Regions from separate parts of the Homo sapiens genome. Here region 2 is linked to region 1. A link is a loop called in an ENCODE intact Hi-C map of the cell type or tissue named here. Cell type or tissue: pancreas. All regions are shown on one strand. Each heading gives the region's core, and the rest is flanking DNA. Links, peaks and the distances in the headings are about the cores only. Region 1 holds the start of LOC124903348 (a long non-coding RNA gene). Region 2 overlaps DLST (dihydrolipoamide S-succinyltransferase).

Evidence for each region. A loop is a pair of places that touch in the nucleus more often than their neighbours do. Peaks named below come from ENCODE experiments on the same cell type or tissue, not always from the same donor. Only the 100,000 strongest peaks of a DNase experiment are listed, where the experiment ranks them.
Region 2: a loop joins it to region 1, with 2.4 times the contacts of the local background. A loop is called at or near these places in 98 of 110 quality-filtered maps.

The regions. Positions count from the first base shown.
Region 1 is chr14:74,854,139-74,859,508 of GRCh38, forward strand. PROX2 (prospero homeobox 2) reads right to left here. Exons shown (of 6, transcript NM_001243007.2): 4 at 4,269-4,376; 5 at 2,663-2,857; 6 at 1-1,164. The coding sequence ends at 994. LOC124903348 (a long non-coding RNA gene) reads left to right here and starts at 4,368. Exons shown (of 2, transcript XR_007064269.1): 1 at 4,368-4,628; 2 at 4,695-5,297. RefSeq lists an enhancer at 543-1,742. In pancreas, for the core only: no CTCF peak of the experiment used is centred there; no DNase peak of the experiment used is centred there.
Region 2 is chr14:74,903,238-74,908,607 of GRCh38, forward strand. It overlaps DLST (dihydrolipoamide S-succinyltransferase), which reads left to right. Exons shown (of 15, transcript NM_001933.5): 15 at 1-506. It overlaps RPS6KL1 (ribosomal protein S6 kinase like 1), which reads right to left. Exons shown (of 12, transcript NM_031464.5): 11 at 4,198-4,293; 12 at 714-3,887. The coding sequence ends at 3,777. Among named protein-coding and RNA genes, the nearest start is that of RPS6KL1, 17 kb to the right of the region's middle. In pancreas, for the core only: CTCF peaks have their summits at 2,632 (motif pointing left) and 2,832; DNase peaks (open chromatin) are centred at 2,634 and 4,221.

The DNA.
Region 1 (5,370 bases), core at 311-5,310:
TTCTACCTTTCACAGTCTGAAGTTCAGCTTCTTCTGCATATATGAGGTTGGGGCACCAATTGCAATGGTCAGCTGGAGACTATTTGCATTATCCAGCTGATAAACTCTTCCAGCAGACAAATGTGAATAAACAGCAACACTCAAGTCCTGCATAAAGTTTGTCTTGAGTTTGCTGAAATGATCAGCAGAAATCTTGGGCGGTGAAGTGCTCCTAAGTGCTGGGCAGGAGTTGTCAGGTGACGGTGCCCTGTCAGCGCTGGATGCTTACTAGGGGTGGGGTCCTGCTTGAGATCCTGAGTTAGCTGCAGGAGATGGGTCCAGCATGCAGTTGGGCATCAGAAAGTCTTGGTTCCTCCAGGCTCCTGACTGTCCCTATCAACCCAGATGTCCTAGCCTCATAGGCTTTGGCGAGTTACCTTGCAGTTCTAAAGCTTCTGTTTGGTCATCTTTTAAATGATGATAATAACTACTTTTCAGGGTGAAAAGCTTAAAGTATGTGAAAGTATCTAGCAAATAGATGGCGCTTTATAATTAGGTGACTAAAAACAGCAATTTGTAAAAACCCCAAATAAGATAACCTTATCTGAAAGAGGGGCTCAAAAAACTGACATTTGTGTGTGAATGACATTGCATAGGACATACTGTCCTTTAATCCTTAACAACCTCATTTTACAGATACAGAGATACCAGGAAGTTCCCAGGGTCACAACACCTGGAAACAATGGAGTTGAGCTTCAAGTCTTCTGATTGGAAACTTGTGTTCCTTTTACAATATACTACCAATACACCAATATAGTTAGTACATTTTATAGTTAAATTTCTGATGATTCTGGAAAGGGAAATAAATGATCAAAATGGTAATAGTACCTGTTTTGATAGAGGAGATTTCCTTGTGCCCTTTTTATATGACTACAGCTAAATTGCCCTTTAAGACAAACCCAGGAAACCCTAGCCAGTCACTCCTCACGTTGTGGGATCTTAACCCCGAAACAGCTACTGGGGATAGCTGGAAGATTTGAATATCTCTGGGATGTCACTGTCCAGTTTCGAAATAATTTTATAAATGGGTTTCTTCCAGGAAGGATCTGAGTCTCTCCCTGCGGAGACAGCCCTGAAGAACTCCTGTAACGTCAAGCTGGCAATTTCCAAGAAGCAATCTGGAACCTGCATTTCCAAAGAGACCCACAAGAAAGAAAAGACGTGAGGTTGGGAAGCACTGGTGCCAGAGCCCTCACTAGCGGGTGCTGCCTGTTTCTTGGGTAGTGGGCTAGGAGCATCCCTGCTCTAGTGGCCCCTGATTCTGCAACCCTAGGACTCCTCTGCTTCCTCATCAGACACAAACCTTGATAAGACAGCTCCAGTGAGAAAGCCCTGGGAGAAGGTGAATTAAGGACACTTCCTTTGTAGGAGGAGCTGATCTCGCTAATGGGCGACTTTTTAACTAAGCAGGTCAGAAAATCTTACTGAAAGTAAATCTGTGGCTCAAAGAGACTTCGGTATTCTTTTCCCTAGTACTAACTGTGGAAAGGAGTGCCCCCAAGCTTCTGACTGTCATACCTCATTCCACTGCCTTTTAGGGCTGGGTCTGAAGAGCTTACACTCCTGCTTTCAGAGCTGGTTGACGGGGGTGCTGTTCTAGAATCCTAACCCAGACTGGCACCATGAATGATGGGTTGCCCCACTGCCAAGCTCCAGACCCAGCTTGGCTTGGGGCTTGCTGCCACTGCAGGTCAAATGACCACCCTATGTGGAAAGATGCAGCAGTGCTGCCTGTCCCATACTGGCCGTGACCCCTTGAGCCTCAGAAAGGGAGACATGGACAATTTTCCCCACAGGTAGTCTTAGCTTTCCAAACATACTCTGACTCACCAGTCAACCAGTGGATGACCACAGTTCTTGTATTTTTTGGAGGTATCAATAAACCACTCTTTGTGATCACAGTCAAGGGAGAAGTCAAGAAGAGGGAAGTGTAATCTGTGACCAGATATACCCGGCACCTGCAGAATCAGATGCCAGCCTAACAGCTGTCAGCTGTGCATGAGGCAACATGCATCTCTTGATTAGGAATGTGCGCCAGTGACACCTAGGCTCACCTTTCACTGACGCTTTACCTCTGAGGTGCCACCAGTGTGCCTTCATAGGGATCCCCGAGGGACTGAGCTTGAGTGTTGTTTATTGTTATTTCCAGAAAGGATTTGAGGTGACTTGCTATGGAAGGCCCACTGATACATTTTCAAGGGAAAATACAGATAAGAATCAAATCATGAAAAGCATAGAAATTGTTGAGAAAACCTAGGCCAAGACTAGGTGCCACAACTGAGCTCAGCATTCAGTCCTGAGCCTCCTGGCACTAAGGCAAAAAGGTCAGGAAGTTATGTAACTTGATAATGACAGGGTATTCAGTCTAAGATGGTGTAACACCTGGCAGCCCTCTCACTAAGCTTCAGAATGAAGACTGGCTGTTGACTCAGTTTGCTGCTTCCACCTGTTGCCCAAGTGAAGATGTTGAGGCTGTAATCTTTGTGGATGATACAGAGATTGGCCCAGGCTGCCCTGGCTCTCAGTAACTTAAGGAGACACAGAAGAGGGATCTTTCCTAAAACTCGAATCATATAGGGAAGACACTCATCAGATCTCATGGGAACCCAGTACATGGTCTTACCTCAAAGTCATTTCCCTTGTTGTAGTGCATATTGAGAGCTTGAAAAAGTTCTGAATTGCGGAGAACCACCAGCATTTTGGGATTTGTGACACCATCTGAAATTGCTTGCCGGGCAGATTTTTCCATTTGGATGTAATAAAACTCACGAAAGTTGCTGAACCACTTGATCATCTGGGAGGTAATGCAGCGGTTGAACTGTACAAACAAGAGGTCCATCCAGTCAGACATTTGCCACGAGGTGCTCAGAATTAGAACTGTCTGCTTCCAGCTCAGTATAGGGGTTCATATACGGCTTTAACCAGCATTAACAGGGGCTTCCTTTAAAAAAAGAAGCGAAGCCACCGCTATTTTCCAAGCCTATTTAGTTATACTCAGAAAAATCTAAATTAGCTACAGTGCCCATTAGAACATAACTTTTTTTTGATATGCTAGATTTATGGGGGTTGTTTTACCCATGAAAAGCTTTTTGTGGTGTTTGAGTGGGACTTAGGGGTCACGACCAGTGTGGTGCCAGATTTTGCTGCACCCAGGTGGACTGCATGGCAGGCCTGGGGCCTTCCACTTGGATAAAGGGCCAAGGGAAGGGCAAGATGTAGGTCAGGGAGCAGTTTATTAGCAACTTTGAATTGTGGAATGAATTGAAATCAAAATCAGAGGTTGCTTCAGGGATCAACCAACCAACTGAATATGAGGGAAAGAAAAGCTTGAATGATGTAGACCAAAAGTATTAACAGCCCCTAACCCAACACCCAAAGTAAAAGAGGCCCTCAGAAACCTTTTATGGGAACAGGGGAGGTCTGGTCCCAACAATTAGTTTGATTTTCCTTATTGTCACACTTCATCTGTATGTACTTTCACTCAGTTTTGAACTATAGCAATTTGAACATAAATTTGACAGTGTCTGACACTCTGTCTCTCTCTCCCTCTCTATATATATTTTTTGTTGTTTGTTTGTTTGTTTTTGTGTGTTTTTTTTTTTTTGAGATGTAGTCTCGCTTTGTCGCCCAGGCTGGAGTGCAGTGGCGTGATCTCTGTTCACTGCAACATCCACCTCCTGGGTTCAAGTGATTCTCCTGCCTCAGCCTCCGAGTAGCTGGGATTACAGGCGCACGCCACCACGCCAGCTAGTTTTTGTATTTTTAGTAGACATGGGGTTTTACCATGTTGGTCAGGCTGGTCTCGAACTCCTGACCTCAGGTCATCTGCCCACCTCGGCCTCCCAAAGTGCTGGGATTAGAGGCATGAGCCACTGTGCCTGGCCTATATTTTATTTTTCATAGTGTCCCCAGCCAAGGCAGAAAACTAGCCAAAAAGGCCACTAACTAGTGTTTCTGTTTCCCTCTACTTTTCCTGCCCATGTGTTTCTGTTTTGGGGATTATCTACAGCTCAGTAGCTTAAGAATTTAGACAGCCAGCCTTTCTAGCCTAAAGTTATTCACGGTTATTTGGGTAGAGTCTCAGCCCAGAACTGGACATTGCTTCCATCAGCAACACTAAGGGGAGCTTGAAGTGCACATATGATGACCTAGGACTTGCCTCACACCAGGCAAAACACACTGCCTCTTGGGAGTTCTGCAGAAGCTGCCATTTAGTTGAGTGACTTTACCTGAACATCAGGAAAATAAACCTTCAGGAGGTTGGAGCTGGGATATCGTGTGAAGAAAAACATTAGTTTGGCCTTCTTCAAGTGACCAGGGTTTAGACCCTCCTGGATTTATCTCAGTGTCAAGGAAAATGAACACTTTAAAATGCCAGTTTATCAATTAACTAGTGAATTCCTTGTTCCTGTGGTTTCTATTTGATTTCATTTTGTTTTTCTGATTGGAATTGTGTATTTGCTCCATTTTTCTGTCTCTGGAAACTCTGGTCAAATAAGCTGGATGACATATGTGCACAGTTAAGTCACAGAATGTAAAAATCATCTCGATGTGGAAAAGTTATGTAGCATAGATGATGTCAAATACAGGTTGGTGTATTTTGTGTGTGTGTGTGTGTGTGTGTGTGTGTGTGGTGTCTTAGATGTCAAATACAGGTTGGTGTATTGTGTGTGTGTGTGTGTGTGTGTGTGTGTGTGTGTGTGTGTGTGGTGTCCAAGTGGGATGGGAAGAGATGGCAATTCTATCCCAGATAAACCATTTCAAAACCCCAAGCAGAGATTTACTTCCCCTCTCTGCCTCAGTTTCCTCAGCTGTAAAACGAGAAGAGTAAACTAGGTGGTCCCCATTCTGGCTGTCACTCTTATCATTGCCTTCACAGTGTTGCCTTTATAACCAGCAAACATCTAAGCAGGCTGAATACCAGCTCATATTTTGCTCTTGCTCAAGAAGCTTGAATGGTTGGGTGGTACCCACTCTCCATTTGCCTGGCAGAACTATCCCTCATCTTTCAGGTCTCAGCTCAGAAGCTCCCACCTCTGTTAAACCCTTCCTTGCCAAATTAGGCCTTCCTTACCCTGGGCTATGAAGACTCTTTGTACAAACTGTTGCAGCGATGACCTTATTGGAATTTTTACTGTATGTTTGTCTCGTCTAGACTGTGAGCTCCTTGAGAGTGAGGACCTTATCTTTTCATCTTTGTGCCTAGCCCAGTGCTAGGAACATAGCAGGTGCTCAATAAATATTTGTTGTGTGAAGGAGTAAGTGAGTGAACGGTCAACCTTAATCCATACACATATATGGAAATTAGATTCCAAACTATACCTCACTCTG
Region 2 (5,370 bases), core at 88-5,087, 49 kb after region 1:
ACTGACTCACATTGCCTTGAGCTTTTCAGTTAAGTTGCTGTAAGCACCTGGGCTGAGGAGGCAGTTTTTGTTCCTTCCTGCGTTATAGCGGGGCCTTGTCTCTTCCTCTGCAGGACACAGATCTGGAGGACGTGGACTGGGGTAGGAAACCACCCTGAGGGTGTTAGTACCTAGTGGTGAAACGGATGAGGTCATTTCTAAGGTGTGTTGCCCGTGGATCTGGGCACAATCATTGGAATTCCTTGGAGCCACTGGGATTCATGGCTTTGTATCCAACTGCATCCAGGCCTGAGGCTGCTGACGTTTGACACCAGGGCCAGTAGAGAGTGCCCTTTTGTATCTTAAGCCAAGAAGTGAGGCCTGGGGGTGGGGGAGGGGGGAAGGGGTGGGAGCCAATACTGAGTGCCTGCAGCATCTACTACTCTGTCTTCACTATTCAGAACTTGTAACTAAAGTATTTAAAGAAACTGATTTTAAATGCAAATTAAAGGGCAGATATTCTCAAACAGGGTTCCTGTATCTGTTCCTTTTGGCTACTGAGGTGGTACAAGTCCCCAGCACTGTTGCACTGAAATTATTGAAAGCCACTCAAGGTCCTGTTGCTTATTTTGTGAAATCAGAAATCCCTTATGTGGAACTTAACACTCATAATTTGACAGAAGGTAGAACCCTGACTGCCAGCCGGGAAAGTGTTGCCAAAAAGAGTCAACCTCTGTAAAAATATTTGAAGAGATTTATTCTGAGCCAAGTGTGAGTGACTGATGGCCTGTGATACAACTCTTAGGAGATCCTGAGAACATGTGTCCAGGGTCGTCTGGCTACAACTTAGTTTTATACATTTAATACATTTTAGGGAGACATAAGATACCAGTCAGTACATGTAAGATGTACAGTGGTTTGGTCTGGAGAGGCAGGACAGCTCAAGACCTGGGGATGTTGTCATAGGCAGAATCAAAGATTTTCTGATTGGCAATTGGTTGAAAGAGTTATTATCTAAAGACCTGGAATCAATAGAAAGGAATGTCTGGGTTACAGTAAGGGGTTGTGGAGACCAAGGTTTTATGCAGATGAAGCCTCCAGCCAGCAGGCTTCAGAGAAAATAGATTGTAAATGCTTCTCATCAGACTTAAGGAGCCTGTTTTAACAGTAATTCCAAAAGGGAGGGGAGTATAATGAGGAATGGCTGGCTCCCTCTTCCCACCATGGCCCGAACTAGCGTTTCAGGTTAACTTTGGAATACCCTTGACTGAGACGAGGGGTCCATACAGATGGTTGGGGGGCTTAGGATGTTTTTTGTTTTGTTTCCATAAAGCATCATAGTCTCTTAGTGCCCCACCTTCCTTGAGCCTGTCAAGCCATACTCTAGAATAGAGAATTTGGGGTCACCATCTTTGTGAAGCCCTTTCAAAACACCAGTAGACTTGCATTTTTTGTGTGGGCTTACATTATTTCAGTGATGGATTTGGGAGGAGTGGGGGCATCTCATTTCATTTGGATTTGATAGCCTTGTGGACCAAGATGCTCAAGGTCAATACACATGAACAGGTGAGGGTTGATGACCTAGGAGCAGTGGTCAGTGAGCGTGAGTGTACAGGGTGGGTAGCTAACCTAGACTGCAGGTGGCAGGTGTGATGGAGTCCAGGCTTAAACACAGCCTTGTCTTTTCCAGAGTCCCTGTCTGCTGAGCTCTTGCAGTGAGGCCATCCCTCTGTGAAGGTCTGTCACAGGAGGGAAGTGGGTCCCAGAGAGTAGAACTAGAGCTCTAGTAGATAGAAAAACAAATTAGGTTGAATGAAAGGAAGAACAGGATTTGGTGTTAGAAGCTTTAATTTATCTATCTGGTAAACCTGCAAAATAGGCATTATTTACCCCATTTTATCGAAAGGAGGTCGACTGTAAGAGCTGGGACCCACAGTATTCTAAACTCAGGGCCCAACAAAGTGTCAGATGTGTAGCTTTGGGTGGATGAAGCACAGAAGTTCCAGAAGGGACTTGTGCTTCATGAAGCGGTGGTTGGAAGTGGTCCAGCCTGACTTAGGGAGAGTAGCAGAAGGAACACTAACTTGCAACTCTGGCTAGGTTGTGTCCTTAACCTTTTTGAGCTTCAGTTTTCTCAGGAGCTACCGTCTGTTGCAAGGGGTCACTGTGAGGATGAAACTGGTATTCCCCCAGGCACCATGAGCCTCTTCCAAGGCTTCTTCATCCTCTTCCCCACAGAACCTGGTCCTCCCCGACCCCACCCCTTCCCCTGAGGCCCACATGGCATGCTGCTCACCACCAGCCCTGCGTCCTACTTCCTGGCAGCCCCAAGCTCGCTCTTGACTTCACTCTGGAGCTTCTACAGGGGAGCCTTCCAACCTGCCCCAATGAGCCGTGGTCATTGCATGGAAGAAGCGAGAACACCGTAGGCCAGAGCAGGCTTTATTGGGGCCGTGTAAACCCCAGGGAGAGGCAGGACGTGGACCACAGAGAGTCATGTACAGGCTGCGCTTTCACTTGTCTTCTCTGTCTCAGTCTCCTGAAGAGCCCGAGGAAGTCAAGTCTCCCCACCATGAGTGAGGGGTCTGGTCTGACAGTTGGGCCTTCAGAGCCAGGCACGTGGACCGTGTCAGAAGCGCCACCTGGTGGTGACTGGGATGCTGGCAGGGAGGAGCTGAGGGCAAAACTCTAGTGGAAATTTCCCAGGTCGGTCCCACGCCCCGGTGACAGGGTGAACCCTGAGAGGAGCCCCCAAACTGGAGGCAATTGTCTTTGAGGTAACCACTCACCCCAGCTTTTCAGAGACCAGAGGCAAGACATTTCTGGCTAAGAGCCATGGATAGTTGTTCCATGCGTTTTGTGGTTTCTTATCCCAAAAGGGCATGAAGTCACAGTAGGCAGTGACATGGTAAACAGCCAGGGCCTGAGAGGGAGTCCTGATGGGCACACCTTGTCTAAACTGCTTTGGCCTGGAAGCTGAATTGCTGTCCTCTTGCACCCCTGGGGCAGGCTGCCCCTCTTCCCCCACACAGGCCCACTGGGGAGGAGGACTCTTGATTCTGGTTTCAGACTTGCTCTAAGGGGCAGACCCATGCATTCCTTCCTCCCCCCATTACTCTTATTTTCTTCCCCTCCCTTTTGCTCTCCCAAGTCTGAAATCACAAGATAGGGGGCATGGTCAGGAATCGGGGGTGGGGGGGTGGGGGTGGGGGTCATCCTGTCCCCTACCTCATCCCTCCCTGCACAACAGATGGCATCCCTGCTTCTGGGCCTCCCCAGCTGCACGAACAGCTTCTGGTGGAAGAGGCCTACTCGCTGTGTGACTAAGAGGACTAGCCAGGACAGTCTGGTTTGGGTCCACTGAGCCAGTGGATCAGTGTCCTGAGATGAGTCTCCAGAGATGTCCTGAGTGGGGCACAACATGGCAGTGAGTGAGTCACAGAACCTCACAGTAGGGTGCAGCAGGTGGTCAACAGCTCAGCGCCAGTGCCACAGAAGGCAACCTTTAACATGGTGAGTCCACATGCTCAACGGGTCTGTTGACTGATGGGTAGATGGTTCAAGCTGCTTAGCAGGGCAAGCCTTGACTGCCCCCACCTCCAGCTTTTCCAGGAGCTGGCCCTTCCTGGGTGGTGGCCATAATTCTGAGGCCCCAGTGGGAGCCCAGCAGGACAGACAGTGCCCTCCATTCCTCGCCCAAAGCCCGCTGATAGAGGGCCAGCCCTGGGTTGGGTGTCAGGCAAGGAGGAGAGGCGATCCAGACCAGGCCAGCTGCTTCCGTCACCCGCTCTGCCCTCTTACCCCACCAGCTTGCTCCATTGGATGGTACTGAAAAAGGGATGGGACTTGAGTTTGCTGACACCACCTTCTCCCATGCCCAGGCGCCGGGTAGGCTCGAACTGCAGCAGCTGCAGAGAGAGGCCCAGTCAGCTGGGCCACTCCAGCTGTGGAGGCATGGGGTGACCTCCAGGGACTCCAACCACTATGGCCTCTAGGGGGCCTGCTCCCTGGCAGCCTGGCCCACAGAACCCCCATTTTACCCTGGGAACATTGGTGGTGGTTGGCCACCAACATATAGAAATGTGTTGCCCCTACTGCCCTCTGCACCCACATCAGACACTGAGCACGAAGCACACGTGGTTCAGACACAGTTCTGTGCCCCTCCCAGCACCTTCCTCAGGCTAGGCAGCTGCTTCCTCTGGCCGGGCTACACCTCACCTCAGTCAGCAGAGAGGCCGCTGGGCGACTGAGCCACTCGGGCAGCTGGAGCTGGGTGTGGGCCTGGATTCCTGAAGGGTGGCTCTGGGACAGTGCCTGGGAGGACACAGGGAAGGGCCTCTGAGGAGGCAACCCCAGGACCGTCTACACTCCAGTGGCAGCCAGGATTTTTTTTCCCCATGTCACAGCCCATGAGGAGGATGACAATAATGATAGTTGCTACAGCCAGACACAGTGCCTGATGGCTAAGCAGTGCCTTTATGTTATCCACGAAAGGCAAGAAACAGGCCCAGAGAGGTAAAGGGACTTGTGCTGAGTTCAGGGTTTGAACCTAGGTCTCTTGGCTCCAAGCTTGCTAGAAGCAACTATCTTGGGTTGCAATCAGGGCAGGCACTCTTGGGAATAGTGATGGAACTTGTCTCCTTATTTTAAAAATCCACACGGGCTGTTCATTTGGCAGCAGGCCATGGCATGCTACCATCGGGGCCAAGGCAGCGGCGTGGCAATAAAAGAAAATAGGACCTCTCCACACCCCAGAAAGGCACAGCTTTGAGGAGCAGAGGGTCTGTCTGGAGGGAAGTATGAGCTTCCAGGAACCCCCAGGAGGAAGGCCAAGAGCTCTGGGCTGGAGAGGTGGGAGGAGACAGGAAAAGAGAGAGCCACTCTGGGGGAAATTGCAGCCAGGACTTTCGGGACCCCGTGCCATGGGACGAAAGCAGGAGGGAGCCTGGATGGACTGGTCAGCTCTGGACTTCAGTTCACGCTGCATCCATTTCGGCTATTTCCTGCTCAAATGCAATTTGGCCTCCCCCTTGCTGCCTACATAACTGGCCTCAGTTGCAGTGTTCAGCTCATGAGGGGAGGACAGAAGGCAGAGCCATCAACTGTTCCCAAGAGTGCCTGCTCTGATTGCAACCTGCAAACACAGGTTCCCGGAGTGTTTGCAGGGGGATCTTTTGAGCTCTTGGCTGACCCAGGCTGGACAGGGCAGCTGCTTGCCTGGGTGAAAGAGCCCCTCTCTCCCATCCTCCAGCTAAGGTCTGGGGGTGACAGCCAACGAGGTCATGGGTGGGAGGAGTGAACAGCGGGCTCAGGATGATTGAACAGCCTTCCAGGGAAGAAGGGCTGTGTCACATTCCGCGCTTCCTCCAAATCTGACACCACCTGGGCCCA